2 separate regions of the Homo sapiens genome follow, and region 2 is linked to region 1. The links are chromatin contacts, found by Hi-C in ENCODE. All regions are on one chromosome and are shown on one strand. Each heading gives the region's core, a stretch centred on a gene start or an enhancer-like site at or near the end of the contact. The rest is flanking DNA. Distances are from core to core; before and after follow the strand shown. Region 1 overlaps ANKRD33B (ankyrin repeat domain 33B). Region 2 holds the start of BASP1-AS1 (BASP1 antisense RNA 1).

Region 1 (2,700 bases), core at 124-2,623:
ATCCAGGCAGGCACTCCACTCTCAAGGGGCTAGAACGTGTTCCCCCCTCCTTAACCCGCGGGCTGCGTGCACTGACTTCCTGTGAAAGACTATTACACGGAAACGGGGGAGGAGGGAGAGAACCTCACAGTGGAGAAATCTGCTAACATGACCTCAGCCAGGTGACCAAGGCCCATCAGCCCTTTATCGGGCGTCTTCCTCCAAAAACTCATAACTCCAGTCTCATCACAAGAAAAGCATCAGGCACGTCCAAATTAAGGAACATTCTGCAATGTACCTGACCAGTCCTCCTCAAAACTGTCGAGGTCATGAAAAACAAGAGAAGTCTGAGAAGCTCACAGCCAAGAGGAGCCTGAGGAGCCATGAGTGCTAAATGCCACATGCGATCCTGCAACAGAAAAAGGAAATCCGGGAAACGCTGAGGAAATCCGAATAAAGAACGGACTTCAGTTAATAATGGTGAATTGACACGCGTCCATTCATTGTGTTCAGCGCGTCACGGACGTCAGATCTTAACAACAGAGGGAACCAGTGTGAGGCACACAGGCATTCTCTGTACAGTGTTTGTGGTTTCTCTGTAAACATAAACTATTCTCAAATCAAAAGTTTATTTTAAAAAAAGAGGAGATAGGCTTGGCGCAGTGGCGCACGCCTGTAATCCCAGCACTCTGGGAGGCCGAGGCGGGTGGATCACGTGGCCAAGAGATCACACCGTCCTGGCCAACATGGTGAAACCCCATCTCTACTAAAAATATAAAAATTAGCTGGGCGTGGTGGCGTGCACCTGTAGTCCCAGTTACTCCGGAGGCTGAGGCAGGAGAATTGCTTGAACCCAGGAGGTGGAGGTTGCGGTGAGCCAAGATTGCATCACTGCACTCCAGCCTGGTGACAGAGCAAGACCCCATCTCAAAAAGAAAAAAAAAAAAAAAAAGAGGAGAACTGGCTGGGCATGGTGGCTCACGCCTGTAATCCTAGCACTTTGGGAGGCTGAGGGGGGTGGATCACCTGAGGTCAGGAGTTCAAGACCAGCCTGGCCAACATGGGGAAACCCCATCTCTACTAAAAATAGAAAAATTAGCTGGGAGTGGTGGCGGGTGCCTGTAATCCCAGCTACTCGGGAGGCTGAGGCAGGAGAATCACTTGAAACCAGGAGGAGGAGGTTGCAGTGAGCAGAGATCATGCCACTGTACTCCAGCCTGGGCAACAGAGCAAGACACTGTCTCAAAATAAATACATAAATAAAAATAAAAATAAAAAAGGGGAAACTAGCATAGAGCCGTTCAAAAAGAGTGCAAGGTCAGGACCATGATTCACAGCTGGCTGTGCGGCCTGGTGTGGGGCCTCTCCACCCTGGACCTGAGGCTCTCCCAGTGGTGGGGAGCTCACCAGGAAGCCACGGGAGCATTCAGGAGGCAGAGATGGAGCCCAGCCCCCAACCCCGGGCAGGAGGAGGGAGAGGAGTGCTTGATTCAGAGAGCTCCTAAATGAGTGGATGGACAGGTCTGTGGTATGCAAAAGAGGAAAGCTGGAAATGACGCCTGGCCCCGCCACACCCCTGGTTCCGCTCTGCATGGATGCGAAGGTGCCTTCGTTGGGGGACACAAAGAGGTGGACACCCACGCCACCCGGGCCCGACCGGCTTCTCAGCCTGCCCCAGCAGTGCTCCTGTGCTTCCCGGTTGACTCTTCCCCAGGCCCCATGGGGAAAATGTTAAATTTTTCACATGGAAGTCACCGACCTCACGCAAACCCCTCTCCTGGATGACTCATCTTCAAGTTCATAGAGGGAACAGAAACCACCAGAAGGGAAGTCCCTCGGCTTTCCCCCATCGCCCCCCACGCTGCCCACATTCACGGGCCTCCGAGAAGGAAAAGTGAAATCCTGAGCCATCCAACGGACTGAACCGACCCCCTCCTGCCCAAGGGGACCCCAGAGAACCCTTGAAAACTGAGTCCTGGCTATGACAGGATGGAAGGGCAATGCGCCTCGTTATACCCATTCCTTGCTAACCGTGAGGCTTTCTTTCCTAAGTCTAAACAGAAACCAGCCCGTTCTAAAGACTCCTCCACTGATATAAACCAACCGCCTGATGCTGCCCCGCCGTTCTGCAATTTGGATGAAACAACCGACCAGCATTCCGTCCTCATGAGAGACACTGGCCATGGCTTTGGAGTGCGTCCGGCAGGTCCACAGAGGACGCGCAGTGAGGGTTTTCATGTCCTCTGCTTCACCTTTTGAGGTCAGGGCCTGAAAACTCCACCCTCAGATCATGCTAACGCTGTTGCTTTTTGAACACAGGTCCCAGGGAGAGGCACGGAGCTCGATTGCACACTTGCGTGTTTCTCCTCTCATCGATATTCAATGCTTCTCCCATAGCTTATGGAATATGTGTATTGAGCCACCTCCTTCAGCATGCATTGTTCTTCTGTCTTGTTCTTCTGCCCCTGGAAGGGTCTGTTTCTGGCTTCTGGCCAGAGGCGCTGCTTCCCTGCCACAATAGCCACCCTGCAGGCTGCAACCCTTTATGAGAAGAAAGCTCTTCTTTCCAAGTTTATGAACCTCGTCAATCCTCAGTTCACTTTTCCTATTGAAAACGCAGGGGATTCTCCTCTTGCTGAAGGAGGCTTATCCCTGCTCCTCCCCTCCTGTGCTTGACAGCCACTCCCTGCCCACTGCTGTGGAATATTTATCAGATCCCTC
Region 2 (2,700 bases), core at 28-2,527, 6.6 Mb before region 1:
GGGCAAAAGCTGCTCAACCCCAACCCTACGCTCCCAGCGGGGCTGAGCCCAGTTAGGGCCGCGCGCTGTCAGGTTCAAGCCCACACCCCCCGGGCCCGGGCCGGGGCCGGGACCCAGGGCGGAGGCGCCTGGCGCATTCTTGGAACCAAAGGCTCGAAAAAACAAACTGCTCCGAGGCAGCCCACGGGTTCGTAGGAAGGCAATTCCGCCACTGACGAGGCTGGGGCTCCGATCTGCTCGGGAGGTGCTTCTGAGTGCACGTCGCCGTGTGAACCTCGTATTCCTTGGCCCCAGAACCAAGATCCAGGAGTCCCATGGGTCGAGAAAACCCGTTTGCCAAAGCAAAAAGCCACCCACTTCCTTCTGATCGGGCCAGATTCCCCATCTTCTTTCTCCCCGGACTCCCGCCCCACCCCACCCCCACCCTCCATCTTTGGCTGCTGCGCCCCTCGCCCCGAGCGCTTTCTCCCAGGCTGGTAAGGGCTCCGATGACGGAAGCGCTCCCTTCAGCCCACAGAACCGTCTCCCCGGGACTCAACGCACTGAGGGGGTTTCGCATTCGGCAATTCCTCCCGTCACCCGCAGCTCCTCTCCCCGACAGCCCCCTCCCCCCAGCTCCGTTTACCAACCTCGCCGCCCCCCTCACCCCTCCACCATGCGAGCGGCTGAAGCCTCCCACTTCTGGGCCCCCCATCACCCGGGATCCCCGAAGTGCGACGGAGCCCTCACAGAGGGACCCCAGGCCCTTGCCGTCCAATCCGGGCCCACATCCCTGCTGCCCGCTGCATGAAGGGAGAGCCCGGGGGCTGCGGGGCGGGGCGCGGCGCGGTGGGGGACGGAGGCCCCCGGGTCCGCGGCGGCGCGGGGCCACCGGGCGCGCCTCCTTACCGGCTCTGGGTGCCTATGCAGCCCCTGAGTTAGCGCGGTGCCGCCGAGAGGCCGGGGTCGCTGGCGTCGTCTGGCTGGTGCCTGGCCGCTGGCGGAGGCTCTCTCCCGGCTCGACGGCGGAGCCCGGAGCGAGGAGCCAGTTGGAGCGCTGCCGCCGCCGTCGTCGCCGCTGCCGCTACTGCCGCCGCCGCCGCCGCTGCAGCCTCTGCATTTCTCGCGCTCGCTCCCCCTCCCCTTCCTGCCCAGTGCCCTCCCCCCGCGCGTCCGCCCGCCCAGCCTCCCTCCTCCCGCGCTCCCCGCCCGCCTCTCTCCCCTCCCTCCAGCCCGGCGCCCCGCCCGTCTCCCCTCCACCCCCTCCAGCTCCATCTCCCCACCCCCTGCACTCCCTCTGCTCCCCTCCCCTCCTCCGGCGCAGACCCTCCCCTCTCCCCTCCAGCCTGGACACGCCCGCCTCCCCTTGACTCCCCCCAGCTCTGGGCCCCCACCTCCCCTCCCCTCCAGCACAGTCACCCCCATTTCTCTCCTATCCGCCATCCTGGTTCCTCCCTTCCCCCCACCTCCCAACTCTGTGCCCCGCCAACGTTTCCTAAATGCCCTCTATTCAGATCCCCCCTCCGCCTCCCCTCTCCTCTCCTCCATTCCTGCGTCCCCCTTCCCCCGCCGCGCCGCCTGGGCTGTCCGTGGACTTCTCCCACTCTCTCACTCTCTCACTCACTCTCTCTCTCTCTCTCTCTCTCTCACTCTCTCTCTCTCTCTCCCCCTCATTTATTTGGAACCGTTGGATAAGAAGTGCTCGGGCTCTCGCTCAGACTTAGGGAGCTGCCTCGAGGTGATGAATGACACCCCCTGGCACCAGCTACCCTTCTCAGACCCCAGTCCAGCCCGCTCCCGACGTCGACTACGATTCCGCTACCTCGGCTGGCAGCGAGGTTGGGGTGAGCCCCAGCTGCAGGCGCGTCTGGGCTGCGCCGCTGCAAACGAGTTGCGCACCTTGGGCGGCTCCGCACCTGCACCCGCACCCGCGGGGCTCAGCCCCGAAGGCTGCAGCTTCGGGGGAGGCGCGGTCGCCGAGGTCCAGCTGGTGGGGCGAGAGACGTCGCCCCTCGGAGGATGCTCTCGGAACTTGGGAGAGGAAGGAGGGAAGAGAAGAGGGGAAAGGGGCCGTCGATGTTTTTGATGTCTGTGCTTTAATGGAGGCCACCAATATTGAGAAGACGGGGTTGGCCGAGGCAGCCCGCACGCTGCTGCTTGCGAGCGCTCGAGTCAAAGCTAGGGCCAACCGCGGCTTGTCCGGGTGCCCTAAGGGGGCGGACACTTGGTTTAGCACCGGGACACAGAATAGCCACCGGGGTAGGAAGATGCGTTCACTTTGCTTACCTGTTGGCAAGAGGGACATACAAAAATAACGTAACGTGACATCGTTGACAACGGTAGCTCTTTGATTACACAAAAGCCAATTTTACCTTCCCGCAAAAGCCAGTTGACGCCTTTGGAACTTTTATTTGCGGCATTTTGGCGCCCTCTGGCTGTGTTTGGATCGCTTTCATGCTCGCCTGCGTCCCAGCCAAGAAAAAATCGATGGAGCTGCAGGTTGTCCTCAGGATGGTTCTGCCCTCAGGACCTGGGCGTGAATTCAGGGACAGGGTGGCCCTCCAGAACCGGAGTGACAAACTGTAACCATACTTAGGGAGGCAGACGTCAAAGGCAAGTACATCTGTATTCAACTGGGTAAAGGTAAGTGCATTTTCACTTAACAGGAAAATTAACTTATCGTAACTTTAACGTACATATTTGAATTAAGCAAAGTGGCAA

The links. A loop is a pair of places that touch in the nucleus more often than their neighbours do. Pooled maps may share reads with other maps.
Region 2: a loop to region 1 is called in a map of B cell, with 15 times the contacts of the local background. The contact joins the promoter of BASP1-AS1 here to the enhancer-like site in region 1. A Hi-C loop is called at or near these places in 1 of 168 maps with a recorded cell type or tissue (B cell), 1 of 37 single-sample maps with no recorded cell type and 2 of 50 pooled maps.

What each region holds. Positions count from the first base shown.
Region 1 is chr5:10,631,329-10,634,028 of GRCh38, reverse strand. All of the region lies in intron 2 of ANKRD33B (ankyrin repeat domain 33B), which reads right to left. Among named protein-coding and RNA genes, the nearest start is that of ANKRD33B, 69 kb to the right of the region's middle. RefSeq lists a silencer at 175-264 and enhancers at 1,355-1,424, 1,445-2,104, 2,275-2,354, 2,405-2,484, 1,785-2,527 and 1 more. Within about 2 kb of position 1,373, at least 10 of the 41 ENCODE cell types and tissues checked have a DNase peak (open chromatin) inside an H3K27ac peak, as active enhancers do; they include B cell, where a contact is called at or near this core.
Region 2 is chr5:17,215,999-17,218,698 of GRCh38, reverse strand. BASP1-AS1 (BASP1 antisense RNA 1) reads left to right here and starts at 1,277. Exons shown (of 3, transcript NR_027253.1): 1 at 1,277-2,622. It overlaps BASP1 (brain abundant membrane attached signal protein 1), which reads right to left and starts at 1,068. Exons shown (of 2, transcript NM_006317.5): 1 at 889-1,068. RefSeq lists silencers at 1-302, 793-1,272.